Regions from separate parts of the Homo sapiens genome. Here regions 2 and 3 are each linked to region 1. Evidence: chromatin loops called from intact Hi-C (ENCODE). Cell type or tissue: Caco-2. All regions are shown on one strand. Links, peaks and the distances in the headings refer to the core of each region. The heading gives the core; the rest is flanking DNA. Region 1 has its middle 25 kb from the start of EGLN2. Region 2 has its middle 15 kb from the start of CYP2A7. Region 3 has its middle 39 kb from the start of CYP2A7.

Evidence for each region. A loop is a pair of places that touch in the nucleus more often than their neighbours do. Peaks named below come from ENCODE experiments on the same cell type or tissue, not always from the same donor. Only the 100,000 strongest peaks of a DNase experiment are listed, where the experiment ranks them.
Region 2: it touches region 1 in a loop (10-fold over the local background); 3 of 110 quality-filtered maps call a loop at or near these places.
Region 3: a loop joins it to region 1, with 10 times the contacts of the local background. A loop is called at or near these places in 2 of 110 quality-filtered maps.

Annotation. Positions count from the first base shown.
Region 1 is chr19:40,818,431-40,829,495 of GRCh38, reverse strand. It overlaps the pseudogene CYP2F2P. Among named protein-coding and RNA genes, the nearest start is that of EGLN2, 25 kb to the right of the region's middle. RefSeq lists enhancers at 2,113-2,612, 2,613-3,114, 10,773-10,982. In Caco-2, for the core only: no CTCF peak of the experiment used is centred there; DNase peaks (open chromatin) are centred at 5,565, 6,425 and 8,605.
Region 2 is chr19:40,891,518-40,902,582 of GRCh38, reverse strand. It overlaps the pseudogene CYP2G1P. Among named protein-coding and RNA genes, the nearest start is that of CYP2A7, 15 kb to the right of the region's middle. RefSeq lists an enhancer at 5,025-5,319. In Caco-2, for the core only: no CTCF peak of the experiment used is centred there; a DNase peak (open chromatin) is centred at 5,242.
Region 3 is chr19:40,916,023-40,927,087 of GRCh38, reverse strand. It overlaps the pseudogene CYP2B7P. Among named protein-coding and RNA genes, the nearest start is that of CYP2A7, 39 kb to the right of the region's middle. RefSeq lists a silencer at 5,766-6,036. In Caco-2, for the core only: no CTCF peak of the experiment used is centred there; DNase peaks (open chromatin) are centred at 4,467, 5,737, 7,127 and 7,247.

The DNA of each region.
Region 1 (11,065 bases), core at 3,843-8,842:
AGACTCTGTCTGAAAGAAAGAAAGAGAGAGAGAGAGAAGGAATGAAGGAAGGAAGGAAGGAAGGAGAAAGACAGAAAATGTGGTATATATACACCATGGAATACTACACAGCCATAAAAAGGAACAAGATAATGTCTTTTGCAGCAACATAGATGGAGCTGGAAGCCACTATCCTAAGTGAACTAATGCAGGGACAGAAAACCAGACACCACAGGTTCTCACTTATAGGTGGGAGCTGAACATTGACTACACATTGACACAAAAAAGGGAACAACAAACAGCAGGGCCTACTTGAGGGTAAGATGGGAGGAGGGTGAGGACCGAAAAACTACCTGTCGGGTGCTATGCTTATTACCTGGGTGATGAAATAATGTGTACACCAAACCCTCACCATTGCTGAAGAGACTGGCGGCTAAATAGAGCAGTGGGTGAAATGGTCCCTGAGTGACATGTTAGGTCTTTGTACATAATTTAAAATAATGTGGCAATATTAATTTTAAAAAAAGAGGAGTGCAGGAAGAGCCAGAGAGAGACAATGTGAGGATGGAAGCAGAGACTGGAGTGATGTGCTTTGAAGATGGATGAAGGGGCTTCGCACAAAGGAATAAAGGGGCGACCAGAAGCTGAAAAGGCGAGGAAATGGATCCTCTTATCAAGGCTCCAGGAGGTACCAGCCCTGCTGACACCTTGACTTTATCCCAGTGAAGCTGATTTTGGAATTCTGGGCCCCAGAAGTAAAATAATAGTTTGGGGTCTGTTTGTTTACTTGTTTGATTGTTTGTTTGTTTGTTTGAAATGAAGCTTCACTCTTGTTGCCCAGGCTGGAGTGCAGTGGTATGGTCTTGGCTCACTGCAGCCTTGACCTCCTGAGCTCAACTGATTCTCCCGCCTTAGCTTCTCAAGTAGCTGGGATTACAGGCATGTGCCACCACATTCAACTCATTCTTTTAACTTTTTATAGAGAGGGAGTCTTGCTATGTTGCCCAGGCTAGTCTCAAACTCCTGTGCTCAAGCAATCCTCCTTCCTCAACCTCCCAATATATTCTGGGATTACAGGTGTGACCCACCACACCCAGCCTACATTATCTTTTCTTACTCAGTCCCTCCTGCCTCCCTCTAAAAAGGATCCCTGTGATTACATTAGGCCCAGCCAGACAGTCTAGAGTAAACTTCTCATCTCAAAATCCTCAACTTAATCCCACCTGCAAGGTCCTTTTTACCATGTAAGGTAACAAATTCACAGGTTGTAAGGATAAGGACCTGGACATCTTTTGGGGGGCATTACAACCTGCCACAACACCATGATCTGTAACAGCCTTGCAATGGGTCAGGCCCTTCACTGACTCCCAGTCACACACTCACTGACTCCTTATAGTAGCCCCAGGATGAGAGGAGTGCCATCAGGCCCATTTTACAGATGAGAAGACTGAGGCTCGGAAAAAGGAAGTCAGTTTGCCCAAGTCACACCAAGGCTAAGAGACCAACGAGGATTCAAACCGCGTCCATCTAACTCCAGATCTGGTTTTTTGGGCTGTGCTATTGTGTCCTGGGTGCTGTGTTGAAATATGCTGTTTTGGCCGGGCATGGTGGCTCACGCCTGTAATCCTAGCACTTTGGGAGGCCAAGGTGGTGGATCACTTGAGCTCAGGAATTCGAAACCGGCCTGGGCGACATGGTGAAACCCTGTATCTACAAAAAATACAAAAACTAGACCAGGCGCGGTGGCTCATGCCTATAATCTTAGCACTTTGGGAAGCCAAGGTGGGCACATCACTTGAGGTCAGGAGTTCGAGACCAGTCTGGACAACATGGTGAATCCCCATCTCTACTAAAAATACAAAAAAATTAGCCGGGTGTGATCTCAGCTCATTGGGAGGCTGAGGCAGGAGAATCTCTTGAACCTGGGAGGCAGACGTTGCAGTGAACTGAGATCGTGCCACCGCACTCCAGCATGGGCGACGGAGCGAGATTTCATCTCGAAAAAAGGAAAGAAAGAAATGTGTTGTTCAGTATTTACTATGGTCTGTTCAGCTGTTGGACGGCCAGATGCTACGTGTTGTGTTGAGATATTTCTGGGTGAGATTGTAGAGTTGTCAGGCACTGCATGTGATTTTGCATTGTGTCATCTGCTGGCTGCCAACGTTGTTGCGTTGCTGCATAGTGTGTCCTTTGTTCTGCTGCCTTGACTGTATGTGTTGTGATGCCACATCGTGTGTTCTGTGCTGTCTGCTGGGTTGCTGTGTACTAGCGTGTGTTGTGTGGCAGGATTATGTAGCGGTATGCTGGCATTACGTGTTGGTGTGTGGTTACCGTGTCTTGGGATGTTTCCGGGCTGGCTATTAGGTCACTGCGTGTCGTGTGTTGGCATGTACTGTGATCGTATTTGCTGGGTGTTCTGTTGCCCTGTGTTGTTGTGTTCCGTGATGCCTGATGATTGCCTTGTGCTATGTCGCGTGCTGTGTGTGTGTTGCCAACCTGTTCTGTGGTTGGGCGTTGTTGCTGTCGATGTGCTGCAGGAAGCTGTGGGTTCGGTGCTGTCTGTGGCATTGACAGATGCTTTTGGGGTGTTGTTAAGCAGCATGTTGTGACCATGTGCCCGTGTTTGCACCGTAAGACACGTTGCCATGGTTGAGTCGGATGTTGTGCAAATTAATGGTGTTGCTGCATGAGGTCTGGTGTGCTGCACATCGCGTCTTCCTGACCCATTCCATTCTTCACCCTCAGGCGAGCCCTTTGACCCCACGTTTGTGCTGAGTCGCTCACGGTCCAACATTATCTGTTCCGTGCTCTTCGGCAGCCGCTTCGACTATGATGATGAGCGTCTGCTCACCATTATCCGCCTTATCAATGACAACTTTCAAATCATGAGCAGCCCCTGGGGCGAGGTCAGCCAACTGAGTCCAGCAGGGGCAGGGTGTGGGGTCCGCAGGATCTAGGAATGGAGAGGAAACAGTGGGCGGGGAAAGGGCTGTGAATGGCCCGCCCAGGGCCCGCCCCCTCCCATCTGACCCCACCCAGAGTTACACGGCCACGCCCACTCCCCTCCACTGAGCATTTATGGCCGCCACTGCCTCCTTCCCACTCCCCCTCAGCCCCAACCCCCACCCCGGACCTGGCTGCCCTTTGAGACCCTGTCCCTGCCTACCTAATCCACACTGACCCCATTCGCCCCTGAACACCCTTCGTCCTCCTCCAAAACCCTCCTACTCTGTCTGGTCCCCAGTTGTACGACATCTTCCCGAGCCTCCTGAACTGGGTGCCTGGGCCGCACCAACGCATCTTCCAGAACTTCAAGTGCCTGAGAGACCTCATCGCCCACAGCGTCCACGACCACCAGGCCTCGCTAGACCCCAGATCTCCCCGGGACTTCATCCACTGCTTCCTCACCAAGATGGCAGAGGTAATCCCTACCTGGAAATCCCACCTCTAGTCTGACCTGAAATTCTCCTGCTGCCCCTGCCTCAAACCCACAGGGACCCCAGATGGGGCAGGGTTGGGGGACCTTCTCCCTGGAGAAGCTGAAGCATCTGGCCCAGCTGGGCTGGAGCCAGGAGCCACTCGCAGCCACCGCCAACTTACAGCTCATTAAGAAGTCATCAAAGGAGGTGGGGCAGGGCGGAGGGGGCAGTTGCTCAGGCTTGTTATCCCAGCACTTTGGGAGGCCGAGGCAGGAGGATCGCTTGAGTCCAGGAGTTCGAGACCAGCCTGGACAATATAGTAAGACCCAGTCTCTACAACACATACATACACACATACATACACACACACATACATACATACATACACACATACACACATACATACATCATACATACATACACACATACACACATACATGCACACATACATACACACACATACACATACATACACACATACACACATGCATACATACACACATACATACATACACACATACAGACATACATACACACATACATACATACACACATACACACACATACATACATACATACACACATACATACATACATACATACATAAAATGTATTTTTTAAAAAAACAAGAAGTCATTCAAGCTCTATCCAAGAAGTTAATTGTAGGCCCTGCAGCTGAGATTTTCCCTGCCCTGCCCTTCTGCGTTCCCCAGCTCTCCCAGGGAAAGAAAGTTAAACCCAGCTGGGACTGAATGGGCCCCCAGCAGCAGTTGTACTGGTCTAGAGTGAAGGGGTCTCCATCCCTGGCTCATATCCCCACCCCTCTACCACGGCAGAAGAAGGAGGACCCGCTGAGCCACTTCCACATGGATACCCTGCTGATGACCACACATAACCTGCTCTTTGGCGGCACCGAGACGGTGGGCACCACGCTGCGCCACGCCTTCCTGGCATTCATGAAGTACCCGAAAGTTCAAGGTGAGGCCCACCCACACAGCAGCGTGGAGGTGCCCATGTGTTCCAGCCTCACCCCAGAGCAGGGAACCACGACCCCACCTCCAGTCCCGCCTCCCAGGTCTGATATAGCCTCCTGCTGGCACCAGGATTCCACAGCCAAACCCACAAACCCACACGGAGGCCAATCCCACCACGTGGCCCACGAGGTCCACGCAGCCTGCCTGAATCCCGACCCAGATCCCACCCGCTTAATTGTTGGTTTTTTTGTTTTTGTTTTGTTTTTTGGAGACAGAGTCTCGCTCTGTCACCCAGGCTGGAGTGCAGTGGCATGATCTCGGTTGGCTCACTGCAACTTCTGCCCCCTGAGTCCAAGGCATTTCTCCTGCCTCAGCCTCCCAAGTAGCTGGGATTACAGGTGCACACCACCACATCCAGCTAATTTTTGTATTTTTAGTAGAGACAGGGTTTCACCAAGTTGGCCAGGCTGGTCTCAAACTCCTGGCCTCAAGTGATCCACCCACCTCGGCCTCCCAAAGTGCTGGGATTACAGGCGTGAGCCACTGCACCCAGCTCTGCTTAGTTTTTTGTTTGTTTTTGAGACAGAGTCACTCTGTCGCCCAGGCGTACAGTGGCACAATCACAGCTCACTGCAGCCCCGACCTCGGGCTCAAGCGATCTTCCCACCTCCGCCTTATCAATAGCTGAGAGTACAGACGTGCACCACCACACTCAATACACTCAGCTAATTTTTTATTTTTTGTACAGACAGAGCCTTGCTGTGTTGCCCTGGCTGGTCTCCAACTCCTGGGCTCAAGCAATCCTCTCACCTCGGCCTCCCAAAGTGCTGGGGTTACAGGTGTGAGCCACCGCTCCCGCCTCCACCTGCTTAGTCTTGCTTTGTGCCCACCGTGTCCACCACTGCATGCTGGCTTCAGAGCCCAGCTAACAGTCCTCCCAGAACTCTGCCCCAGAGCCCCAGCCACCCACTTGCCAGGGAACCCTACCTTTCCCACACAGCCTGGCCCACACACGGAGCTCTGTCTGCTACTCCACCTCCCCAAGCTCCACCTCTGGGTATAACCCCTGCTCTGCCTCTGATCTCCAGCCCTCCCACACAGTCCACCCACTCGATCCACCGTCCAGCAAGTAGGGTCCCGAAACTGCTCCTGAAATCCCATCAGGTCCTGGATTCCAGGCCTCCCTCCCTGAAGCCCCACCCACACAACCCAACGCCCAGGCCCTTGCACAAGCCAACCTTTCGCCCTCACTGACCCACTTCCTCCCAGGCCCTGGCTAACTCTTTTTTTTTTTTCCTTTTTTTTTTTTTTGAGATGGAGTCTCGCTCTGTCACCCAGGCTGGAGTGCAGTGGCCCAATCCCGGCTCACTGCAACCACCGCCTCCCAGGTTCAAGCAATTCTCCTGCCTCAGCCTCCTGAGTAGCTGGGACCATAGGTGTGCGCCACCATGCCCAGCTAATTTTTCTATTTTGTTTTAGAGATGGAGTTTCACCATGTTGCCCAGGCTGGTCTCTGAAGGGGGCCAGCCCCTTCACACCTGTGGGTATTTCTCATCAGGTGGGACAAGAGACTGAGAAAAGAAATAAGGCACAGAGACAAAGTATAGAGAAAGAACAGCGGGCCCAGGGGACCAGTGCTCAGCATACGGAGGAACTGCACTAGCCCCAGTCTCTGAGTTCCCTCAGTATTTATTGATTACTATTTTCACTATCTCGGCTAGGGGAATGCGGCAGGAGAACAGGGTGATAGTGGGGAGAAGGTCAGCAGGAAAACATGTGAGCAAAGGAATCCAGGTTACAAATAAGTCCAAGGGAAGGTACTGTGCCCAGATGTGTAGGTAGGCCAGATTTATGCTTCTCTCCACCCAAATATCTCAGTGTAGCAAAGAGTAACAGAGCAGCATTGCCACCAGCATAGCTCACCTCCAGCCACAGGGTGGTTTTCTCCTATCTCAGAACAGAAGGAATGTATGATCGGGTTTTACACTGAGACATTCCATTACCAGGGACATGCAAGGGATGGAGGCCTTCCTCTTATCTCAACCGCAAGAGGCCTTCCTCTTTTACTAATCCTCCTCAGCACAGGCCATTTACTGGTGTCAGGCTGGGGGATGGTCAGGTCTTTCCCTTCCCACAAGGCCATATCTCAGGCTGTCTCAGTTGGAGGAAACCTTGGACAATACCCAGGCTTTCTTGGGCAGAGGTCCCTGCAGCTTTCCGCAGTACACTGTGCCCAAGAATGGAGAATGGCGATGACATTTACCAAGCATACTGCCTGTAAACATATTGTTAACAAGGCACAACCTGCACAGCCCTAGATCCCTTAAACCTTGATTCCATACAGCACGTGTTTCTGAGCACAGGGTTGGGGCTAAAGTTACAGATTAACAGCATCTCAAGGCAAAGTAATTTTCTTAGTACAGATCAAAATGGAGTTTCGTATGTCTTCCTTTTCTACATAGACACAGTAACAGTCTGATCTCTCTTTCTTTTCCCTACAGTCTCAAACTCCCGGGCTCAAGTGATCCATCCACCTCAGCCTCCCAAGTGCTGGGATTATAGGCATGAGCCACCGCGCCCGGCCAGCTCTAGCTAATTCTCACATACGCCCCAGCAGTGGCGCCCAGCGCTGGGAGGCTTTGACTAGACCCCTCCCCACATACGGACACACCTCTTCCCAGCCTGGTTTGATACCCTCCACCCCACTTCCCCCTTCCCCTCCAGCCCACGTGCAGGAGGAGATCAACCTTGTGGTGGGACACGTGCGGCTGCCAGCGCTGAAGGACCGCGCGGCCATGCCTTACACAGACATGGTGATCCACGAGGTGCAGCGCTTTGCAGACATCATCCCCATGAACTTGCCGCACCGCATCACTAGGGACACGGCCTTTCACGGCTTCCTGATACCCAAGGTGCGCTAGGCCTGGCAAACGACATCAGGCAACCTAAGAGGAGGCATCCCAGGCTCTTGCAGCTCGCAAGCAGTATCCCAGGCACTAGCAATCAACACCCCAGGCCTTAGCAACTGGCATCCCAAGCCCTAGCTACAGACATCTCAGACCCTTAAATCCAGAAGCTCAGGCCTTTGCCAGGACCCCATCTCATATCATACTGGACTAGACCCCTTCACCGTGACAAATCCCCTTCCTAGAACCCCTCCCTGGAAGCCCTGGGGTGTGGAACTTCATCTGGAGGATCCCTGGGCCTAAACGCTATTCTCAGGGACCCCTCCTTTTCCCCAGAAACCCCACATCTGCTCCCACAAAGGGTGGGGGTTTCCCACATCCCTGCCAAAGTCCCCAATAATACAGCATATAGCACCCATCACTTGGAACCCTAGACACCCACACATATTTCCTTGGCCCCCGATTGAGTCCTATACCCACCTATACCCACCCCTTATCAAGTCCCCAGGACACCCAGCCCAATACAATGGAAAGGAGTTTGGGAGCCTCCCAGCCCTCCTACACTGCTAAGTCCACCTCCTCACCCACACAGGGCACCGATGTCATCACCCTCCTTAACACCGTCCACTACGACCCCAGCCAGTTCCTGACGCCCCAGGAGTTCAACCCCGAGCATTTTTTGGATGCCAATCAGTCCTTCAAGAAGAGTCCAGCCTTCATGCCCTTCTCAGCTGGTGAGGGCAGGAATCAGAGTCTTTCTGGCCCAATTTCTACCTACATTCCTCATCCTAATTCCACTTGCCAAATCCGCTCACTCCTTCCTTCCACCCATTCTCAGCTTTGGATGCACAGAGACATTCATTCCTCCTCTCAACTCTGCTCCTATAGGCAAGTAGTGACTAAAATCCTCGTGAAGCAAGGTGGGGAGGTTGATTAATAATTTAACTTGGGACTGGGCATGGTGACTCACACCTGTAATCCCAGCACTTTGGGAGGCTGAGGTGGGTGGATCGCCTGAGGTCAGGAGTTCGAGACCAGCCTGACCAATATGGTGAAACCCTGTCTCTGCTTAAAATACAAAAATTAGCCGGGTGTGGTGGTGGGCGCCCATAGTCCCAGCTACTCCTGAGGAGAAACAGGAAAATCACTTGAACCCGGGAGCCGGAGGTTGCGGCGAGCCGAGATTGCACCATTGTACTCCAGCCTCGGCAACAAAGCGAGACTCTGTCTCAAAAAAAATAATGATAATAATTTAACAGCCAGGGGCAGTTACTCACACCTGTAATCCCAGCACTTTGGGAGATCTAGGCGGGCAGGTCACCTGAGGTCAGGAGTCCAAGATTAGCCTGACCAACATGGTGAAACCCTGTCTCTACTAAAAATACAAAACTAGCCAGGAATGCACGCCTGTAATACCAGCACTTTGGGAGGCCAAGGCGGGCAGATCAGAAGGTCAGGAGATCGAGACCATCCTAGCTAACACGATGAAACACCATCTCTACTAAAAATACAAAAAAATTAGCCGGGGATGGTGGTGGGCTCCTGTAGTCCCAGCTACTCGGGAGGCTGAGGCAGGAGAATGGCGTGAACCTGGGAGGCGGGCCTTGCAGTGAGCAGAGACCGCACCACTGCACTCCAGCCTGGGCGACAGAGTGAGACTCCATCTCAAAAAAAAAAAAAAAAGAAAAAAAATTAGGCAGGAAATGGTGGCACATGCCTGTAATCCCAGCTCCTCTGGAGGCTGAGGCAGGAGAATCACTTGAATCCAGGAGATGGAGCTTGCAGTGGGCCGAGATCGCGCCATTGCACTCCAGCCTGGGCAACAAGAGCAAAACTCCGTCTCAAAAAAATAAATAAATAATAATTATAATAATTATTATTTAACTTGGGCCAGGTTCATCGGCTCATGCCTGTAATCCCAGCACTTTGGGAGGCTGAGGTGGGAGGATCGCTTGAGGCCAGGAGTTCAAGACCAGCCTGGACAACATGGCAAGACCCTTTCTCTACTGAAAATTTTTAAATTACCTAGATGTGGTGTGGTGTGCATCTGCGGTCCCAGCTACTTGGGAGGCTGAGGTGGGATGATCACTTGAGCTCAGGAGTTTGAGGTTACAGTGAGTATGATCATGCCACTGCACCCCAGTCTGGGCGACAGAGCGAGATCCTTTCTCTAAAATAAAAAATACTGACTAGCCAAAAATAAAAAATATATAAAATGTTTAAAAGAAAAAATAATAATTGAACTTGGGAGTGGTCATTGTCTACCTCTCCACTGGGTGGCGCAGTTGAGGTGGTTCTAGGGTTTTTGTTTTGTTTTGTTTTTTGGCTTTCCTCTTTACCCTGCTGAAAAATACTTCCCTCTTTACTCAGTAGCAGGAAAAGAAAAAACAACTGGCATAATAATAGGTAACTTACCATATTGCCTACTGTGCGTCAAGTGCTGCCTCTACAAGAGCCCAGCTAAGAGCTTATGTTTTCCGCTGGGAATGTGCAGCCCAGATTCCAGCAGGGTTTGCATCCCATCTGTCACCCCCTAGCTGTGTTGCCTTGGGTATGTTACTTCACTTCTCTGTACCTCAATGTCCACATCTATAAAATGGAGATAATACTAAGGCCTGCCTCTTGGAGTTGTTAGAATTAATTGTGATGTAATGCTTAGAGTAGGGCATGGCCCATGGTGAGCTACTTACAGCCTCACTGCTTTCCCTGTGTTTACCATTCACAGCAGCCTCATGAGGCACTATTACTATCCCTCCTTTTATTTTTCTTTCTGAGACAGGGTCTTGCTCTCACCCAGGCTGGAGGGCAGTGGCACGATCATGGCTCACTGCAGCCTTGATCTCCTGGGCTCAAGTGATCCCCTCGCCTCAGCCTCCCAAGCAGCTGGGACTGCAGGCATGTGCCACCTTGCACATTTTTTTTTAAATTTTTTATAGAGATGGGATCTTGCTGTGTTGCCCAGGCTGCTCTCAAACTCCTGGGCTCAAGAGATCCTCTTGCCTCGGCCTCCGAAAGTGCTGGGATTACAGGCCTAAGCCAGCGCGCCCAGTCTTCATATCCCCATTTTAAATACCCAGAAAGTGTGGTTTGTCCAGGATCACAAAACTAGTAGTGACAGCACCGGGATTCGAACCCAAGCAGCCCAGGTCATTCCGCTCCACAGTTTAAAGCATCTTTCCCACATCTTTACATGGGTGAATCTGTGACGTCCCCAGCTGCTGTCTTCCTTTCCTCTTATGTTTTCCTCTGGGAATGTGGGGTTGCAGCCTCTAACCTCATCTTATCTCACCACCGCTCCCCATCCTGCCACCCCTGCAGGGCACCGTCTGTGCCTGGGAGAGTCGCTGGCGCGCATGGAGCTCTTTCTGTACCTCACCGCCATCCTGCAGAGCTTTTCGCTGCAGCCGCTGGGTGCGCCCGAGGACATCGACCTGACCCCGCTCAGCTCAGGTCTTGGCAATTTGCCGCGGCCTTTCCAGCTGTGCCTGCACCCGCGCTAACGCCCCGGCCCTTCCAGATTCGCCTGTGAGCGATGAGGCCCACCCATGTGGGTTGCTACGTCCCCTTCTTGGTCCACGGTCTGCCTCCATCCCTCTGGCAGTCACGCTGTCTTCCCTGCATGCTGTGCCTGCCGCGTGCCCTTCCCCCATCCCTCCAATCTGTACCCCGTCTGCAGGGCAGAGGCAGATGTGGCATGTCTTTTTGTACCCACAGAGCTTGTTCTATGGCACGCCCTTTTCTGGGCTTTTTGTATCATTTCTTAGTACATTGTAATAGATTCAAACCA
Region 2 (11,065 bases), core at 2,572-7,571, 74 kb before region 1:
ATGGTGAAATCCAGTTTCTACTAAAAATACAAAAATCAGCCAGGCGTGGTTGTGCGTGCCTGTAATCCCAGCTACTTCAGGGAGCTGAAGCAGGAAAATCACTTGAACCTAGGAGGCAGAGGTTGCAGTGAGCTGAGATCATGCCACTACACTCCAGCCTGGGTGAGAGAGTGAGACTCTGTCTAAAAAAAAAAAAAAAAAAAAAAAGGAACCCTGACTGTCATGGGTCCCAAGGTTCCCTGGAGGTGACAGGTTGAAGAAGAGGTGATCAAAGATGAGATCCTATCCTTGGACTCCTGCCTGAACTCCCTCTTTCTCTCACACCCTATATACAATACCGTAGCAAACCCCACCATCTCAGAGAGTGAAACAGATTTCAAATCTACCATATTCTGCCCAGCTTCACTGCTGCTGCTGGGTCTGAGTCAACACCACCAGTTGCAGTAGCCTGCTAATAGGTCTTGGCTTTTGTATCCATCATATGATAGCTAGTGTGAGCCCTGTAAAATATGTCTGTACATGTCATCCTCTGCTCACCATCCCTCCAAATACCTCAATCACTCTCAGGGTAAAAGCCAAGACCTCACCTTGGCCCACAAGACCCCACACAGTCTGGTCCCCATCGCCTCCCTGGCCTCGTTTCCTTCACTCCTACTCTGTCTTCCTCCTCCATGCGAGCTACACCTGCTCCCTGTGGATTCCTGGATGCACACAGCCTCCTGCCTTAGGACTCTGCTGGTTTGTTTGTTGCTTTGTTTTTTGAGACAGAGTCTCACACTGTCACCTGGGCTGGAGTGTAATGACACAATCTCAGCTCACTGCAACCTCTGCTTCCCGGGTTCAAGCAATTCTCTGTCTCAGCCTCCCAAGTAGCTGGGATTCAGGCACCTGCCACCACGCCCAGCTAATTTTTGTATTTTTAGTAGAGACATACGTTTCACCATATTGGCCAGGGTGGTCTCAAACTCTTGACCTCAGGCGATCCGACCACCTCGGCCTCCCGAAGTGCCGGGATTACAGGCATGAGCCACCACGCCCGGCCACTGCTGTTGGTTAATCTTTCTGCCAGGAACACTCCCTTCCCAGATATCTTCATAGCTTGTTGCCCCATCACCTTGTGAAACCACCCCTAACCATCCATTTGCAATTCCAATCACAGAATGCATATCCCACTTACCAGCCTTGCTTTTCTAATGCAGTATGTCATTTGCATATTTGTTTCATGTATGCTTTATTGTCCACCTTCCTTACTAGAATGTTAGCTCCCTGAAGGCAGGAGTTTTTGTCTGTTTTGCTTACTGATGGATCCCAAGTCCCTGAAGACTACGCTGGCACTTGTTGGGTATTCAGTAAATATTGGCTGAATAAATGAAAAAGAGGGAACGTTTTTGTCAGTTAATGGAGTCTGGAAAGGGAATGATAGAAGCTGGGGATAACTGAGCTATCCTCAAAAATGGAGTGGGGAGGCCGAGCACGTTGGCTTATGCCTGTAATCCTAGCACTTTGGGAGGCCAAGGTGGGTGGATGGCTTGAGGTCAGGATTTCAAGACCAGCCTGGGCAACATGGCGAAAACCCATCTCTACTAAAATTACAAAAATTAGCCAGATGCAGTGGCACGTGCCTGTAATCTCAGCTACTCGGGAGGCTGAGGCATGAAAATCCCTTGAACCCAGGAGGCAGAGGTTGCAGTGAGCCTAGATGGTGCCACTGCACTCCAGCCTGGGCCACAGAGTGAGACTCCATCTCCAAACAAACAAACGGACTGGGGAGTATTTGGAATTGGGAGTTGTGCTGAGAGCAACTGGAAAGGAAGATTAGAAGAAGAGATGATGGCGGAGAAAGGTAATGAGTCAGCAAGATGGGTGAGGATGGGGCATTTTACCCAGGGGAAGTCACTGGAGAGCAGCTGGCAGAAACTATAACTCATAACAAGTCAAGAAAGACATTTCAAGCTGTTGGCTGTGCCCTACATCGCTGTCACACACCATACTCAATAAACTTGCTACGCTCAACAGACTTGAGGTCTTTGTTCACTTTTCGGGGGCTGGTGGGTAAAGATGAGAACCAAGGAGAAAGGATTTTAGACTACATTTTGGTCAAAATCAGAGCACACACAAAAAGGGACAACATGAAGACACAGGGACTGCAGTAATAATTTGATGCAGCCAGAAACCTAAGCAACGGTGACCATGTGACCATGAAACCTGCAGGCAGAGGTGCAAATCTTGCACAGGGCGTTGCTCTTCTACGGGAGAGGAAGACACGCAGCTGTACATTCTCAGGTGACCCTGGCTGACTCTGTAATCATAGTGCCTCCTCTTAGGGATGCTTGAGGATTAGTAAGATGAGGAAGAGGGGGTGCTCCTGAACACGAGAGGAGAGCTGCATTCTTCACCACTTCCTCCTTGCCCCGCAGGAGGTGTGGCTCAGCGGGCCACAAGGCAGAGCTCATAGGTCGGGGTGATGTTGCCAAAGCCTGAGAGCTTGGGGGTGATATCGATGTCCACAAGTGGCACCAGCGAGCATAGAGAGAAGTTCTGAAGGGTGGAGGTGAAGTAGAGAAAGAGTTCCATGCGGGCCATGGCCTCGCCCAAGCAGATGCGCTTTCCTGCAGGCACAGGGGAGGGCAGAAGGAAGGGTTGCACCTGCACAGGTCATGGGGGTGCCAGGGGTGTCTGGACTGACCACCCCACTGGGCCTCAGCTGCCTCATCCGCACATCAGGGCTCATGACTGTGACTGCTTTATAAAGGGGTGTTACACAGGCTTAGTGGGTATCTATAGTTAGTGCTCAGCTAGGACCTGCTACTTCTCTGATGGCTGGGATTCCATCCCGTTCCAAGACGGAATGGTTCTATAGGATCCATGAGTTTCAAGGTTGTGTTCATTTCAGTTCCTCAAGGGTTTGTCAAATGCCTATTAGGTGCCAGACACTGGTGAGGAAAAAAAGTGAAAACTCACCCGTAATAACACTTACTGTTTATAAGCCACTCTTCCAATTGTTTGGAGGGATTAATCTCTGTTTCACAGATGGGGGCTGAAGTGACTCACCCAAGACCCCACCATTTCTAAATGATGGAGTGGAGTCCAGATTCCCAACCACTGTCCTGACTCCAGGTTCCAAATGACATACACTTTTGGTTGTTGTTTTTTGTTTGTTTGAGACAGGGTCGTACTCTGTCACCCAGGCTGGAGTCCAGTGGCATGATCTCGGCTCACTGCAACCTACACCTCCCGGGTTCAAGTGATTTTTGTGCCTCAGCCTCCTGGGTAGCTGGGATTACAGGCGCCTGTCACCACGCCTGGCTAATTTTTGTATTTTTAGTAGAGACAGGGTTTCACCATGTTGGCCAGGCTGGTCTCGAACACCTGGCCTCAAGTGATCCACCTGCCTCGGCCTCCCAAAGTGCTGGGATTACAGGCATGAGCCACTGTGCCATGCCAACATACACTTAAAATGTTGCTGCATAAAGATTTTATGACATGAGTAGGCAAATGAGTGTCTGTTGGGCAAATTTGCCCTGCTGCTTGTGTTCATACAGCCTGCAAACTAGGATGCTTTTGGCATTTTAAAATGGTTGGGGAAAAAAGACTCTTTTGTGATATATGAAGATAAAACAAAATTCAAATTTCAGTGTCCGTAAACAGTTTTTCAGGCTCACACACATGCTCATTCATTTACATATTGTCTATGGCTGCTTTCATTGATCAATGGCAAAGGTTCAGAGACTATCTGGCTGGAAAAATAGAAAATATGTCTTATTTTGTTCTTAACAGCCAGCCAGTTGGTTTATGCCCTGTTTAGTGCTATTACCATCCCAACTTTTTTTTTCTAATTATCAGAGTCAAACATCCTAATATTTACTAATTCTGGGATTCTAAAACTTTATGGTTCTATGATATAACCTTCAAATTCACACTGTGACTTGAACTTCAAATACAGACCAGTGGCTTGGGGGTGGATTTAGCACATGCCTGGAGGAAGTCAGACCAGAGAAACCTACCAGAGGAAAAAGGCACAAAGGCTTCATTCTTCTTGAAGCGGCCCTGCTCATCCAGAAAGTGCTGGGGATAGAAGGCATCTGGGTAGCGGAAGTATTTGGGGTCTTTGAGGACAGAGCCAAGCAGGGGAAATACGTCTGTGCCCTGGGGTGAAAATGAGGGCAGTTAGGAGAAATCAGTGTTGGGCTACAGAGGTAGGGAACCAGGGAGAGAGAGGAGTGCAGTGGAAGGGAGGCAATGAGGGTGCAACCCCACCTTGGGCAGAAGGTAACCTCGAAACTGAGTGTCCTGGATGATGTTGTGGGGGACACCCATGGGCACGATGTCTACCAGTCTCTGTATTTCATGGATAACGACATCTGTGTAGGGCATCTTGACCCGGTCATCCACCCTTGGGAGCCGGTGTGGTCCAATCACCTGGTTAATCTCTTCGTGAATCTTAGCTGGAAGGGGCCAGAAAATATAGCGGACAAGGGCACAAAACAAAACAAAACAAAATAAAACAGGTGTTTTTGTTAGGGAAGCCAGGGCAAATCATGCATTCCAAGCTCCAGCAGAAAGAGATCTCAGATGCAAGCCATGCATGTTTGCTCCCTTCTTTTTTTTTTTTTTTTTGACAGCCTGTCACCCAGGCTGGAGTGCAATGGCACAATCTCGGCTGACTGCAACCTCCGCCTCCTGGGTTCAAGTGATTCTCTCTCCTCAGCCTCCAGAGTAACTGGGATTACAGGCACCTGCCACCGGCCCAGTTAATTTTTGTATTTTTAATAGAGACAGGGTTTCACCATGTTGGTCAAGCTGGTCTCAAACTCCTGACCTCGTGATCCACCCACCTCAACCTCCCAAAGTGCTGGGATTATAGGCGTGAGCCACCACACCAGGCCTGTTTGGTCGCTTCTTTAACTTAACAACTGACACACTGGTGATGCTCAATTACTCATCAGACATCGGGAGACAGGCAGCTTGGAGTCTTGAACGCTGCCAGGACATTTGGTCTTTACTTAAAAGAACCAAAAAGCCATGGTCCCAGCTTGGCTCTCATACATGGGTTTTTTAAAGAATGGGAAAGAGGCATGCTAGGTGACTAGGACAGGATTGACACAAATGACAAGCGGTTATGTGACTGATTAAGATCACCACTGCTGGAGTTACTCCTCTGCACTTTAGGGATGAGTGACTTCACCTTCTGAACTTGTTTCATCATCTTCAAAATGAGTGTGCTGTTTGGACAAGGTCATAGAGTTGTAAACATTACATAAAGTCTGGTATGCAAGGCAAGGAACTAGGACAGTGCTTGGCACATAGAAGCATCCAATAAATATTTGATTTTCTTTTCTTTTTTTTTTTTTTTTTTTTGAGACGGAGTCTTTCTCTGTACCCCAGGCTGGAGTGCAGTAGTGCAATCTTGGCTCACTGCAACCTTTGCCTCCTGGGATCAAACGATTCTCATGCCTCAGTCCCCCAAGTAGCTGGGATTACAGGTTTGCGCTACCATACCTGGCTAATTTTTGCATTTTTAGTAGAGAAAGGGTTTCACCATATTGGCCAGGCTGGTCTCGAAGTCCTGGCCTCAAGCGATTTGCCCATCTCTGCCTCCCAAAGTGTTGGGATTACAGGCGTGAGCCACTGCACCCGGCCTGATTATTTAGACCAGTGAAAGACAACTCAGACAATGGAGGTGACACTAGAAACATTTGAGTGGAAGTGTGTTAGCATCTCTCATCTGCACCAGGAGAAATCCTTTGGCTTGTTTTGAATTGCATTATTAAGGAGAGGGGCCAAAACTGGGAATTTTCCTTAAGCAAGTAGTGAGTTCCTCATTACTAAAGTTACCCAAATGGACCAGATCAGAAGTGATTGGAGACGGATTCTATTTAACTTTGGCAGGGCAGTTGGCTCGATAATGTCCATCAAAGATAACCACCTCCAAGTCTCTAAAACCTAATGCCTGGAAGGCTATGTATACAAGGGTAACAAAAACACAAGAGAGACTTTGAAAATGCCAGTAAATTAAGAATCTTGGGATGAAGAGATTAGCCTGGGTTGTCAAGATTGGCCTTCAATATAATATTGTGTGTCTGTATAAAAGAGAGGCGGGAGAATCGGAGTTTGAAAAAAAAGATGTGAGGCTAGGCGCAGTGGCTCATACCTGTAATTCCAGCATTTTGGGAGGCCAAGGAGGGTGGATTACCTGAGGTCAGGAGTTTGAGACCAGCCTAGCCAACATGGTGAAACCCTGTCTCTACTAAAAATACAAAATCAGCTGGGTGTGGTGGCACATGCCTGTAATCCCAGCTACTCAGGAGGCTGAGGCAGGAGAATCACTTGAACCCAGAAGGCAGAGGTTGCATGAGCTGACATCACGCCACTGCACCACAGCGTGGGCAAGAGAGGAAGACTCTCCAAAATAATGAAAAAGAATAAAAGATGTGATGCCAGAAGCAAACAGAGGCTTGAAGAAGCTACGCTGCTGGCTTTGAAGATGGAGGACAGAGTCGTGAACCCAGGATTACAAGGAGTACAGCTTTAACACCCCGAAAAGGCAGAGAATCAGATGGTCCGTTGGTGTCAGCTAGTGAAAGCCTATTTGAACTTCTGAAATTCAGAACAGAAGGATAATACATTTGTGTTGTTTTAGATGACTAAGTTCCTGGTAATTTGTTACAGCAGCCACAGGCCGCAGACACCAAGTAGAAGATTAAGTTAAATGACCTCCCAAAGTCGGGGATTTTGTGTTTCCACGTCCTGAAGTTCTAAAGGGTGAAGAGTCATGAGGATTCAGTATCATTATCCATATAAAATAATTAGCACAATGCCTGGCATACAGTAAGCACTCAAGAAAAGCTAGTTGAGCTTAATCATTATTTTTTATTATTATTACTTAAATGTGTTGATGTTAGAGACTCATATTTGGAGAAAAGTGGGATAAGGGACACATTATAAAAGTTCCTGAATTCTGTCTAGTTCTACCGATAATTCCATTTAGGCAATTTAAAAAATCCTTCCGGGCTGGGCGCGGTGGCTCACGCCTGTAATCCCAGCACTTTGGGAGGCTGAGGCAGGCAGATCATGAGGTCAGGAGTTGGAGACCAGCCTGGCCAACATGGCGAAACCCCGTCTCTACTAAAAATACAACAATTAGCCGGGCATGGTGGCAGGTGCCTGTAATACCAGCTACTCAGGAGGCTGAGGCAGGAGAATCGCTTGAAACTGGGAGGTGGAGGTTGCAGTGAGCTGAGATCATGCCATTGCACTCCAGCCTGGGTGACAAGAGCAAGACTCTGTCTCAAAACAAAACAAAACAAAATCCTTCCCTTGCCCTCACCTACACCTTCCGTAAAACAAGATCAGTAGATCTGGGAACAATTTCTCTAGAATAATGCACATATTCACAAATACACAATTTTATGAATAATTTCTGGGGTACATGGGCATTTGAAGCTTTTATATAGACCTGTTAATCACCCATAGAGACCAGGCAAGGAGCCTCAGGTGTAGAGAAAATGTGTCTCTATTTCTACCTCTTATCTAATTTTCTCTGTTTGTTTGTTTGTTTGTTTGTTTGTTTGTTTTCAGCCTGTCTTTTCTCTATAGACCCCAGTGTTTCTAGACCTTATTTTTTGGTGGAACTGAACTCCTTTAAAAACACAATGAAATGAGTATAGAGTTTCACATTTGCAAGATAAAAAAGTTCAAAAGATTTTTTTCACAACATGAATATACTTAACACTACTGAACTGGACACTTAAAATGGTGAATATGGTAAATTTTATGTTATGTATTTTTTTTACCACAATACAGATATACAAATGGAATGAAATTTGAGACTCTCTTCAAGAAGAGTCACAAAGTCATATGTCACCAAAATCTGTGTAGGATATCGAGAGCTCACAGACCCACCCTGAGATCCACTGATGAAAGTTTCTAGATAAGTGGTCTCTAAGGGTCTTCCATGTTAATTGTTTTGTTGTTGTTGTTTTAAGAGATAGAGTCTCACTGTGTCTCCCATACTGAAGTGCAGTGGCATGATCATAGCTCACTGCAGCCTTGAACTCCTGGGCTCAAGCAACTTCCAGCCTCAGCCCCACAGGCGGCTGACACTACAGGCATGTGCCACCATGCCCAGCTCATGTAAACTCTTTTTTTTTTTTTTTTGAGACGGAGTCTCGCTCTGTCGCCCAGGCTGGAGTGCAGTGGTGCAATCTCCGCTCACTGCAAGCTTCACCTCCCAGGTTCACACCATTCTCCTGCCTCAGCCTCCCGAGTAGCTGGGACTACAGGTGCCCGCCACCACACCCAGCTAATTTTTTTGTATTTTTAGTAGAGACAGGGTTTCACCATGTTAGCCAGGATGGTCTTGATCTCCTGACCTCATGATCCGCCCGCCTTGGCCTCCCAAAGTGCTGAGATTACAGGCATGATCATGTAAACTCTTAATATGGAAGCTGCCAGAAATCTCAGTGGATTCTTAATATTTTCCCTCTTCTTCCATTCCAGAGCTTTCTCCCGCCAAGGCCCATCTTCTCGTGACTGAGAGCTCCATAACCACCCAGTCACCTAGTGGCCCTCCCCCTTGTGGCCCTCATACCTTGGTCTTCTGGAACTCCTCCAGTAGGTAGCTGGCCTCCTCCTGAATTCGCTCCTTAATGCTCTGCTTTCCCATCCCGAAGTCCCGAAGGATGGTCAGGGAGAAGCGTCGGAGAATCCTCCATCGTTCTCCATTGGCCAGAGCTACACCTGCCAAGATCTCAGTCTCAGGCTTCTGCCTCCCTCCCCTTGCTGTGTTCAACTCTGTGCTTAGGCAGTGATGGGGAAAGATTATGAAAGCTCTAGACTCTGCTGTCCAGGAAGCCATCCTCAACCTTCAAGACTCAATCAAGAGAGTAAGGTTCCCTCTCTGCAGGATCCTCGGGAAAGAAAAAAAAAAAGTCCAGACTCAGGTGGAGGAAAAGGGAATCAGTGCAGGAATGATAGGGGGAGATCAAAGAGTGTTTCTTACAGGAAGCAGAGGTGGAACTGGATAAATAAAAAAATAACTGAGTGAATAACAGTTGGAGAGTGGATAGAGAGATTGATAGATGTATGAATGATGAAAGCATTAATGAATGGAAGGAATGATGACTAGATGAATAAATAGAAAGTTAATTGACAGAAGTATAGATAATAGAGTGAAAGATATTTTTATAGAAAGAATAATGAATGGATTTTCTGATGAATATAGATCAATGGACAGAAGAAAAAAGGTAATAGAAAGATAGATGGATAGATAGATAGATAGATAGATAGATAGATAGATAGATAGATAGATTGATAGGCAGAATGTGGTGAGCCTCCTTGGAATTGAAGGATGTGGGCAGTTAGAGATGGATGCATGAGAGAAAGAGATCTACCTAAGTGAAGGAGGCAGAGACCTATGGGTTAGGTATGTGTATAAGTATAGGAAGATGAGAAATAAGGTTAGCTATAAGGGGTATGAGGGTTGGCTATGGGTGCATAAAGAATATCACTAATCCCCCGGGCTCAGTGGCTCACACCTGTAATTCCAGCACTATGGGAGGCTGAGGCAGGTGGATCACCTGAGGTTGGGAGTTCGAAACCAGCTTGACCAACATAGAGAAACCCCATCTCTACTTAAAATACAAAATTAGCCGGGCGTGGTGGCGCATGCCTGTAATCCCAGCTGCTCAGGAGGCTGAGGCAGGAGAATGGCTTAAACCCAGGAGGCAGAGGTTGTGGTGAGCCAAGATCATGCCATTGCACTCCAGCCTGGGTAACAAGAGTGAAACTGTCTCAAAAAAAAAAAAAAAAAAAAATATATATATATATATATATATATATCTCACTAATCCATTAAAAATAGGAGCAGAAATAACACAGAAAACAGTTTGGAGTCAGATGGCATAGGCTCAAAATAAAATTATCCTACCACTTACTGTGTGACATTATCTAACCTTTATCTTAGCTTTTTCTTTTTTTTTTTGAGACAGAGTTTCACTCTTGTTGCCCAAGCTGGAGTACAATGGTGCAATCTCAGCTCACTATAACCTCCGCCTCCAGGGTTCAAGTGATTCTCCTGCCTCAGCCTCCTGAGCAGCTAGGATTACAGGTGCCCACCACTATGCCCAGCTAATTTTTTTTTAAATTTTTAGTAGAAACGGGGTTTCACCACGTTGGCCAGGCTGGTATCAAACTCCTGACTTCAGGTGATCTGCCCGCCTCAACCTCCCAAAGTGCTGGGATTACAGGCATGAGCCACCATGCCTGGCCTATCTTAGCTTTTTCATTGACAACATTAGTATAATGTTAACAGCTCTCCTAAGGGAGTCAATACAGTAAGTCATGTGGACTACTTACCAAAGAACCTGGCATATAGGGAGTGCATTGCAGTCATTTCCGGTTTTATTGTTTTTGTTGTTGTTGCTACCTACCATGACCTTGGAAGTTTTGCTTTATTGAAGCCAGTTCTCCACGGCCACTGAACTCATCCGCTTGGTCTATCAAGGCTTCCTTCACTGCTTCGTGTCCACATAAAACCACCACTGGCCGGGACCCATGTACACAGTGAACACAGGGCTGTATTTCTCCCTGAGCTTGGAGTGAAGGAAAACACAAGAGGAGGGGCTGACTGGAGTACCAAGCATAGGCCAGTTGAGGATTTTAGAGGATGGCGATTTTAGAGGGATATAAACATGGTACTAAGGAACCAAGGTAAATCTGGGCTTGGAAGGAATACTGGGAAAGAGGCACGGAAGTCTTGGCTTCTGTCATTCTCGGCAAAAGCTCATCCCTTCCCACAAGAGTTACTGTCTGCATCTCCAAAATAAGGGACCTGGATTCGATAAATTCCAAGATTCATACTTCTCTCTCTGAAATGTTAAATTTCTAGAATCTTAAGACTTCATGATACCAAGTCTCAAAGTGCTAAGACAAGCTGAGTCAAAGAATCCTGTGTTTAAAAATATAATGTACTGTGATTCCAAAGTCCTGAGATCATGAAAATCTTATTTCAATGCACTGAGAATGTGTGTTTCCAACATTTTAGGATTCTGGAATTTCAGAATTC
Region 3 (11,065 bases), core at 3,470-8,469, 98 kb before region 1:
TCAATAACTGAAATTACTATCAACCTCAAAGTCGATGAAGATAAGTTGGTTTCTGCAGAGAAAAGGTTCCAATGGAGTCCCTGGGTGCTCACTTTTGGTGATATTGGGGTGACAGTTGTATGGAATCTGAGGCTAATTTATACATTAAGGGACATCTTGGATTATGTAGCCAATTGAACCTCCAAGGAGTTCAGATGGGTAGAAGCCACTCTCCAAAAGGAGGATGAGAACATTGTATTAAACAAAAACGCTTAATGGAACATCATGCAGTTTTAGATCTCCTCTTTGCCCATCTTGGAGGCTTGTGTATGGTGCTGAACAAAACCAAATATTGTTCTTATCTTTCCCGTGAATTTACTAGTACATATAACTTAATTTAAAATGTGGCTGACAATGCTGTTTCTCTAGACACTGCCACCAAATACACTAAGGAAAATTCTCAGGGGAAAAAGAAGATATGTATTTACGGGTGCAGGTAACAGTTGATTTGCAAGCATCCTGAATGGTGATGGCAAGTGATATGGTTTGGTTCTGTGTCCTCACCCAAATCTCATCTTGAATTGTAATCCTCAGATGTGGAGGGAAGAACCTGCTAGGAGGTAATTGGATCCTGGGGGCAGTTTCCCCCATGCTGTTCTTGTGATAGTGAGTGAGTTCTCACAAGATCTGATGGTTTTATAAGAGGCTCTTCCCCCTTGGCTCTCTCTCTCTCTCTCTCTCCTGCCACCTTGTGAAGAAGGTACTTGCTTCTCCTTCACCTTCCACCATGAATGTAAGTTTCCTCCTTCTCCCTCAACTTCTACCATGATTGTAAGTTTCCTGGGGCCTCCCCAGCCATGTGGAACTGTGAGTCAGTTACATCCCTTTTCCTTATAAATTACCCAGTGTCAAGTATTTCTTTATAACTGTGAGAATGGACTAATACAGCAAGCCTATCACAAGGTTTTCTACTCTTAATGTTTCTTCTAGTGGGTCTCCAAGGTACTATGACATGTGTTACCAGGTGAACTACAAAAACAAATGCCTCTGTAAATCAAGTTATTTTATAGCAAGCTCTAGTCCTTAATCACCATTGTGCTCTGAACAAAGTATATGACCAATTGGACTCTAATACTATTGAACTATCTTTATTGCCTGAGCTTTGAATTATTCGATTTTGATCAGTTTGGTTCATGGAGACTCCCGGTAAGGTACAGACTTCATTTTCTTTGTATTACCCTCCTGAGAGCCATCATAACAGTCTCCCTGATGTGTTGTATTTTCTTGAGAGTCTTGGCCGGGTGCAATGGCTCACACCTGTGCAATGGCTAGCACTTTGGGAGGCCGAGGCAGGTGGATTGCTTGAGCCCAGGAGTTTGAGACCAGTCTGGGCAACATGGTAAAACCCTGTCTCTACAAAAAATACAAAAAGTAGCTGGGCGTGGTGGCATGCACCTATAGTTCCAGCTACTCGGGGGGCTGAGGCGGAGGATCACCTGAGCCTTGGGAGGTAAAGGCTGCAGTGAGACATGATCATGCCACAGCACTCCAGCCTGGGTGACAGAGTGAGACCCTGTCTCAAAAAAAAAAAAAAAAGAGAGAGAGTCTTAAATGCTCATATGCAGCCATTCTTTGTACATCCAATGGCTTCATTACAGTATGAATAACAAAAACATGAAGAAAACAAAGAATCACTCAACTACTTTGACATTGTCCATTGTGAATTCCATACTGAGAGCAAACAAGTCCATTATGATGGTGACAGAAGTAATGTTGATGCCCAAGGTTTTGGTCAATCTCAAAATTTTGAGGCTCATCAAAAGGGGAGAATTGTTTAATTAAATTAAATTTGACATAAAGTTCTCTCTGCATAGAGTGAACTGCAACCTAACTTGGGAGGGAGTATATTCTTCTTTTTTTTATTTTTATTTTTTTGAGATGGACTCTTGCTCTGTCGCCCAGGCTGGAGTGCAGTGGCACCATCTCTGCTCACTGCAACCTTCGCCTCCTGGATTCAAGTGATTCTCCTGCCTCAGCCTCCTGGGTAGCTGGGATTACAGGCACACACCACCATGCCCAGCTAATTTTTGTATTTTTAATAGAGACACAGTTTCCCCATGATGGCGAGGCTGGTCTCAAACTCCCGACCTCAGGTGATCCACCGCCTTGGCCTCCCAAAGTGCTGGGATTACAGGCGTGAGCCACTGCACCCGGCCCAGATGAATAGATTCTTGCGACAAGTAGCCAAATGTTGGCTAATCAGAGCAGCTGGGCTTTCAGTCCACCACAGGCTGCTAGCTCCTCAGACTGTGACCAAGTAAGGCAAGCTGTGATCTGTGGCCAGCCAGGCTGTTTCTGTATGTCACCTCCTTTTTCTGCCTGTGAATACTGCTTGCCCATACTGCCGTGTGGTGTCTCTCCTGGTTTAGGGAGTTGTCCGATTCATGAGTCACTTCTTTGCTCAAATAAACTCTGCTAAATTTAATTTGACTGATGTTTTTCTCCTAATACTACCACCCATCATGCTTCACTATGCTCTGTACTCACCAACCATCCCCGTGCCACCCCTGACTCTGGAAGTCTGCCTCATTCTGTTTGGTGAAGGATCCCCAAGTACAGAGACAAGAAGCAGCCCACCCTCAGACCCCATTCGTCTGTGTCTTACCCTCAGAAAGGATTTGAGTAGGCCTCTTCTGTCCATCTGCAGAAGGTTCCCCAAAAGGGGCAGAGGGCGGGGCCCTGGTGGGAGGGTGCCATGGGAGTTAGGGTGACGCTGAACCAGGAGTAGCAAGAGGCCTGTGAGGAGTGCAAGGAAGAGGAGGACGCTGAGCTCCATGGTTCCAGTCTGACTGCCCTGCACCCCACTGCAGCCTCTAACTGGGCCTTTTATCCTGAACCTGCCTCTTCACTCAGTTATGAAACTTCATCCATTCCCCGCCTCCTTTCTCATTATCGTCAAGGAGCATTAGCTTAGAAAAAGGTGTTAGGGAACCCAGACTTCCTGCTTAGGCAACCCAGCGACCTAATGCCTATCCCTTATCCACTCTCTAGATGTTGGCAGGGATACAGTGGTAGAGATATCAAAGTCCACCTAAGCATGTGAACGTGTGGGTGTTTGTGTATGAGTATGTGTATTTTTGTAAGCACAGGTGAGCATGCACACTTTTTTACTTAGCTTTGTCTGTTTGTTTATGCTTCCGTGCATTTCTCCATGCTTGCTTGCATCCGTGTATGTGCTTATATGATTTTTATATGTAAAGTGGTGTTTGTATTTATGCAAATGTGCAGGCGTGTGTTTCTGTGGTTGAATCTGGGGGTGCTTATGTGTATATCCTTGCACGTGTGGAGCTTCCTTGTATTTATACAGTTTCATATATGAAAGTGCATTTACATTTGTGTGTTGTGGAGGTGGTGGTAGTGTGTGTTCAAAATTGGGAGGCTGGCTGGGTGCAGTGGCTCACACCTGTAATCCCAGCACTTTGGGAAGCTAAGGTGGGCAGATCACTTGAGGTTAGGAGTTCGAGACCAGCCTGGCCAACATGGCAAAACCCCGTCTCTACTAAAAATACAAAAATTAGCCGGGCGTGGTGGTGGGCACCTTTAATTCCAGCTACTCGGGAGGCTGAGGCAAGAGAGTCACTTGAACCTGGGAGGTGGAGGCTGCAGTGAGCCAGGATTATGCCACTGCACACTAGCCTGGGTGACAGAGCAATACTCTGTCTCAAAAAAAAAATTGAGAAGCTGATGAAAAGAAGGAATTGTTCAATTCAATCAAATCTGGTCCACTGCCTTTGTCGCATAGCAAACTGTAACCTAGCAATATGTGAACCAATTGTGTGTATCTGTGTGTGCTGGTGTATTTGTGCTTCTGTGTTGGTGCATCTCCTAGCCCCTCTCTTTGGAAGCCTGCAGACGCTTGTGGGGAAAAGAAAGAGAGATCAGATTGTTACTGTGTCTATGTAGAAAAGGAAGATATAAGAAACTCCATTTTGATCTGTACTAAGAAAAATTGTTTCTGCTTTGAGATGCGTTAAGCTGTAACTTTAGCCCCAACCCTGTGCTCACAGAAACATGTGCTGTATTGAATCAAGGTTTAATGGATTTAGGAATGTGTGGGATGTGCCTTGTTAACAATATGTTTGCAGTATGCCTGGTAAAAGTCATCACCATTCTCCATTCTCGATTAACCAGGGACAGAATGCACTGCGGAAAGCCACAGGGACCTCTGCCCAAGAAAGCCTGGGTATTGTCCAAGGTTTCCCCCCACTGAGACAGCCTGAGATATGGCCTCATGGGAAGGGAAAGACCTGACTGTCCCCCAGCCCAATACCCATAAAGGGTCTGTGCTGAGGAGGAGTAGTGAAAGAGGGAGGCCTCTTTGCAGTTGGGATAAGAGGAAGGCTTCTGTCTCCTGCTCATCCCTGGGAATGCAATGTCTTGGTGTAAAGCTGACCATTCCCATTCATTCTATTGAGATAAGAGAAAACCACCCGGTGGCTGGAAGCGAGATATGCTGGCAGCAATACTGCTCTGTTACTCTTTGCTAAACTAAGATGTTTGGGTAAAGAGAAACATAAATCTAGCCTGTGTGCACATCTGGGCACAGTACGTTTCCTTGAACTTATTCATGATACAGATTCCTTTGCTCACATGTTTCTGTGCTGACCTTCTCCCAACCTGTTGCCCTGCTACACTCCCCTCACTAAGATAGTAAAAATAATGATCAATAAATACTGAGTGAACTCAGAGGCCGGCGTCAGTGCAGGTCCTCCGTATGCTGAGCGCTAGTCCCCTGGGCCCACTGTTCTTTCTCTATACTTTGTCTCTGTGTCTTATTTCTTTTCTCAGTCTCTCGTCCAACCTGATGAGAAATACCCACAGGTGTGGGGGGGCTGGCCGCCTTCAATGCTCAGGGTCTATCTCCAGTGTCCCCTCCTTTATCAGTCCTTCTGTGACAGCCATAGGTGGAAGTGATGGGAGAAACAGAAGGAGGGGCAAGAAATGCAGAACCAGTGAGTCTCAGAGGAAGAGGTGGTCAGTTGGAGGGAGACAGAAACTGAGACTGGCAGGTGCAGTGATCGGGTCCCCTTGGTTTCTGATCACTCTAACTAGCGCTGAGGGGGTTCTTCCCAACTATCTTCCTGGTGCAGGAAATTTCTCTGGCTCTATCTCTCTCTAACTTTATGTCTCTGTTTTCCCCCTGGAGACTCTTGAGCTCCATGTGTGTGGAAACTGGGTCCAGTTTGATTGATGTCTACTGGACTCCCATATGTCTCTATCTTCACTGTGAGCCTGCACCCACACAGCCTCTGACAGGGTCAGTCCATATTTGCACAATTTGGATGTGAATGTGTCCGTGTCTGCCTGTCTCATCCTAGGCCTGACTTTTGACCATGAGGCAACATCTTTCTTGCAATGTTAACCAAACTCTTTGCTGGATCCAGGATCCTGACCCTGAAGTTACTTTGACCCAGCAGGAGAAGACAAACAGTCCTGATTTTTAAGAGGTGGAAGCTGTGCTTTCCTGACCCTGGAGAGGTGCCAGCACAGACCTGTCCAACCCAAGGACCTGGGTCTTGCTGTGCTGTGTCATCTGACACTAAGATTGAGTCCTCATTCCAGCCCCAGCGTGAAGCACCGATGGGGAGGCGTGAAGTGCTTTACACACAGTGACTCAGTGTTTACCCTGAGCCCAGAAGTTACTTTGACCCAGGAGAAGCAAACAATCCTGACTTTTAAGAGGTGGAAGCTGTACTTTCCTGACCGGGGAGAGGAGGCAGCATGGACTTTTCTGACCCAACGACCTGGGTCTTGCTGTGCTGTGTCATCTGACACTAAGATCGGGTCCTCATTCCAGCCCCAGGGTGAAGCACCAGTGGGGAGGCGTGAAGTGCTTTACACACAGTGACTCAGTGTTTACCCTGAGCCCAGAAGTTACTTTGACCCAGGAGGATAAGATAAACAATCCTGATTTTTATGAGGTGGAAGCTGTACTTTCCTGACACTGGAGAGGTGCCAGCATGGACTTTTCTGACCCAAGGACCAGGGTCCTGCTGTGCTGTGTCATCTGACGCTAAGATTGGGTGCTCATTCCAGCCCCAGGGTGAAGCACCAGTGGGGAGGCATGAAGTGCTTTACACACAGTGACTCAGTCTTTACCCTTTTAGGGAGGTATTGTTGCCATCCCCATTTTATAGATGGAGAGATTGAAGCAGTGACAGTTTGCAAGTCTTACCCAAGGTCATATAGTGGGTTGAGGCTACATTGTCCAATATGGTAGTAACTTGCTGCATGTGGCCACTAATTAAGTACTTGAAATGTGGTCCAAATCCTATTTACAATAGCAAAGATAGGGAATCAACAGATGAATGGTTAAATAAAATGTGGTATATATACACCATTGAATACTATTTAGCCATAAAAAGGAATAAAGTCTTGTCTTTTATAGCCACATGGATACAACTGGAGGTGATTATCTTAAGTGAAATAAGCCAGGCACAGAAAGTATCACATGTTCTCATTCGTAAGTGGGTGCTACACAATGTGTACACATGGACCTAGAGAGTGGAATAATAGATAGAACCTCCAGCGCGATTTTGAATCAGAGTGGTAAGAACCGCCATTCTTTACTTGCTCCCAATCTTAGAGGGAAAGCATCAAGTCTTTCACCTTTAAGTATGATGTTGGCTGCAGATATTTTTGTAGATGCCTTTAGTCAGGGTAAGAAATTCTGTTTATTTCTAGCTTGCTGATAATTTTTAATCAGGAATGGATGTTGGATTTCCATCAAATGTTTTTCATGTCTGTATTATTATTGGGAGAACCCACCCTCAATATTTCAACATAGGTTCTTTCTATTTTCCATAAGTGTTGGCCAGCTGAGAAATAAAGAGAGACAGTACAAAGAGAGGAATTTTACATCTGGGCCACCAGGGGTGACATCACATATTGGTAGGACCATGATGCTCACCTGCGTCTCAGACCAGCAAGCTTTTATTAAGGGTTTCAAAAGGGGAGGGGGTGTAAGAACAGAGAGTAGGTACAAAGATCACATGCTTCAAAGAGCAAAAAGCAGAACCACTGATAAGGGTCCAACAAAGATCACAGGACAAAAGGCAAAAGCAGAACCACTGATAAGGGTCCAACAAAGATCATAAGGCAAAGGGCAAAAGCAGAACCACTGATAAGCGTCTATGCTCAGCGGTGCACATATTGTCTTGATAAACATCTTAAATAACAGAAAACAGGGTTCAAGAGCAGACAACCAGTCTGACCACAAATTTACCAGGGTTAAGTTTTCCCAACCCTAGTAAGCATGAGGGTTCTGCAGGAGACCAAGGTTTATCTCGGTCCTTATCTCAACTGTACAAGGCAGACATTCCCAGAGCAGCCATTTATAGACCTCCCCCCAGGAACGCATACTTTTACCAGGGTATTAATATTAATATTCTTTGCTAGGAAAAGAATTTAGCAATATGTTTCCTACTTGCACGTCCATTTATAGGCCCTCTGCAAGAAGAAAGAAAGAAGAAAAATATGGCTCTTTTTGCCTGACCCCACAGGCAGTCAGACGTTATGTTTGTCTTCCCTTGTTCCATAAAAATCACTATTATTCTGTTCTTTTTCAAGGTGCACTGATTTCATATTGTTCAAACATACATGTTTTACAATCAATTTGTACAGTTAACACAATTATCACAGAGGTCCTGAGGTGACACACATCCTTAGCTTCTGAAGATAACAGGATTAAGATACTAAAGACAGGCATAAGAAATTATAAAAGTATTATTTGAGAACAGATAAATGTCCATATTAAGATGAAATCTTCACAACTTTTTTTATGTTTCAAAAATAATTGTAATAAGTGGAGAACAGTTTTGCTCCTTCCATTAAACATATGAATTTTACAAATTATAGTGATATATTTTTCTCTCTGGGTAAATATGAGTAATACAGAGAACAATGTGTAAAACAAATGGTTCCTGGAAAAATAGGAATAAACAAAAAGTACTGATCAGTACCGGTGGCTACCCATAATTAACACCACTAGTCAAATTCTCAATAACCACATAGAAAAAGGGTTTAACTGTATATGCTGAGGTAAGTGTCTTACAGAGCATACCTCTGTATGACACTTACATACAGCATGTAAGTGTATAGAGAAAGCATGTACTTTCTCTATTTCTTCTTATATATATACTTTAAGTTCTAGGGTACATGTGCACAACGTGCAGGTTTGTTACATATGTATACATGCGCCATGTTGGTGTGCTGCACCCATTAACTCGTCATTTACATTAGGTATATCTCCTAATGCTATCCCTCCCCATGGTGTATATGTGCCATATTTTCTTAATCCAGTCTATCATTGATGGACATTTGGGTTGGTTCCAAGTCTTTGCTATTGTGAATAGTGCCACAATAAACATAGGTGTGCATGTGTCTTTATAGCAGCATGATTTATAATCCTTTGGGTATATACCCAGTAATGGGATGGCTGGGTCAAATGGTATTTCTCGTTCTAGATCCCTGAGGAATCACCACACTGTCTTCCACAATGGTTGAACGAGTTTACAGTCCCACCAACAGTGTAAAAGTGTTCCTATTTCTCCACATCCTCTCCAGCACCTGTTGTTTCCTGACTTTTTAATGATCACCATTCTAACTGGTGTGAGATGGTATCTCATTGTGGTTTCAATTTGTGTTTCTCTGATGGCCAGTGATGATGAGCATTTTTTCATGTGTCTGTTGGCTGCATAAATGTCTTATTTTCAGAAGTATCTGTTCATATCTTCACCCACTTTTTTTATTATACTTTAAATTTTAGGGTACATGTGCACAACGTGCAGGTTTGTTACATATGTATACATATGACATGTTGGTGTGCTGCACCCATCAACTCATCATTTAACATTAGGTATATCTCCTAATGCTATCCCTCCCCCCTCCCCCCACCCCACATGATGAGTTCATGTCCTTTGTAGGGACAGGGATGAAGCTGGAAACCATCATTCTCAGCAAACTATCGCAAGGACAAAAAACCAAACACTGCATGTTCTCGCTCATAGGCGGGAATTGAACAATGAGAACACATGGACACAGGAAGGGGAACTTCACCCACTTTTCGACTGGGTTGTTTGTTTTTCTCTTGTAATTTTGTTTGAGTTCTTTGTAGGTTCTGAATATTAGCCCTTGGTCAGATGAGTAGATTGCAAAAATTTTCTCCCATTCTGTAGGTTGCCTATTCACTCTGATGGTAGTTTCTCTTGCTGTGCAGAAGCTCTTTAATTTAATTGGAGCCCATTTGTCCATTTTGCCTTTTGTTGCCATTGCTTGTGGTGTTTTAGACATGAAGTCCTTGCCCATGCCTATGTCCTGAATGGTATTGCCTAGGTTTTCTTCTAGGGTTTTTATGGTTTTAGGTCTAACATTTAAGTCTTTAATCCATCTTGAATTAATTTTTGTATAAGATGTAAGGAAGCGATCCAGTTTCAGCTTTCTACATATGGCTAGCCAGTTTTCCCAGCACCACTTATTAAATAGGGAATCCTTTCCCCATTGTTTGTTTTTGTCAGGTTTGTCAAAGATCATACGGTTGTAGATGTGTGGTATTATTTCTGACGGCTCTGTCCTGTTCTGTTGGTCTATATCTCTGTGTTGGTACCACTACCATGCTGTTTTGGTTACTATAGCCTTGAAGTATAGTTTGAAGTCAGGTAGCATGATGCCTCCAGCTTTGTTCTTTTGGCTTAGGATTGACTTGGCAATGTGGGCTCTTTTTTGATTCCATATGAAATTTAAAGTAGTTGTTTCCAATTCTGTGAAGAAAGTCATTGGTAGCTTGATGGGGATGGCACTGAATCTATAAATTACCTTGGGCAGTATGGCCATTTGCATGATATTGATTACTGCAATCCATGAGCATGGAATGTTCTTCCATTTGTTTGTGTCTTTTTTATTTAGTTGAGCAGTGGTTTGTAGTTCTCCTTGAAGAGGTCCTTCACATCCCTTGTAAGTTGGATTCCTAGGTATTTTATTCTCTTTGAAGCAATTGTGAATGGGAGTTCACTCATGATTTGGCTCTCTGTTTGTCTCTTATTGTTGTATAAGAATGCTTGTGATTTTTGCACATTGATTTTGTATCCTGAGACTTTGCTGAAGTTGCTTATCAGCTTAAGGAGATTTGGGGCTGAGACAGTGGGGTTTTCTAACACAATCATGTCATCTGCAAACAGGGACAATTTGACTTCTTTTCCTAATTGAATACCCTTTATTTCTTTCTCCTGCCTGATTGCCCTGGCCAGAACTTCCAACACTATGTTGAATAGGAGTGGTGAGAGAGGGCATCCCTGTCTTGTGCCAGTTTTCAAAAGGAATGCTTCCAGTTTTTGCCCATTCGGTATGATATTGGCTGTGGGGTTGTCATAAATAGCTCTTATTATTTTGAGATACATCCCGTCAATACCTAATTTATTGAGAGTTTTAGCATAAAGGGCTGTTGAATTTTGTCAAAGGCGTTTTCTGCATCTATTGAGATAATCATGTGGTTTTTGTCTTTGGTTCTGTTTATATGCTGGATTACATTTATTGATTTGTGTATGTTGAACCCACCTTGCATCCCAGGGATGAAGCCCACTTGATCGTGGTGGATAAGCTTTTTGATGTGCTGCTGGATTCGGTTTGCCAGTATTTTATTGAGGATTTTTGCATCAATGTTCATCAGGCATATTGGCCTAAAAGTCTCTTTTTTTGTTCTGTCTCTGCCAGACTTTGGTATCAGGATGATGCTGGCCTCATAAAATGAGTTAGGGAGGATTCCCTCTTTTTCTATTGATTGGAATAGTTTCAGAAGGAATGTTACCAGCTCCTCCTTGTACCTCTGTTAGAATTCAGCTGTGAATCTCTCTGGTCCTGGACTTTTTTGGTTGGTAGGCAATTAATTATTGCCTCAATTTCAGAGCCTGTTATTGGTCTATTCAGGGATTCAACTTCCTCCTGGTTTAGTCTTGGGAGGGTGTATGTGTCCAGGAATTTATCCATTTCTTCTAGATTTTCAAGTCTATTTGCATAGAGGAGTTTATAGTAT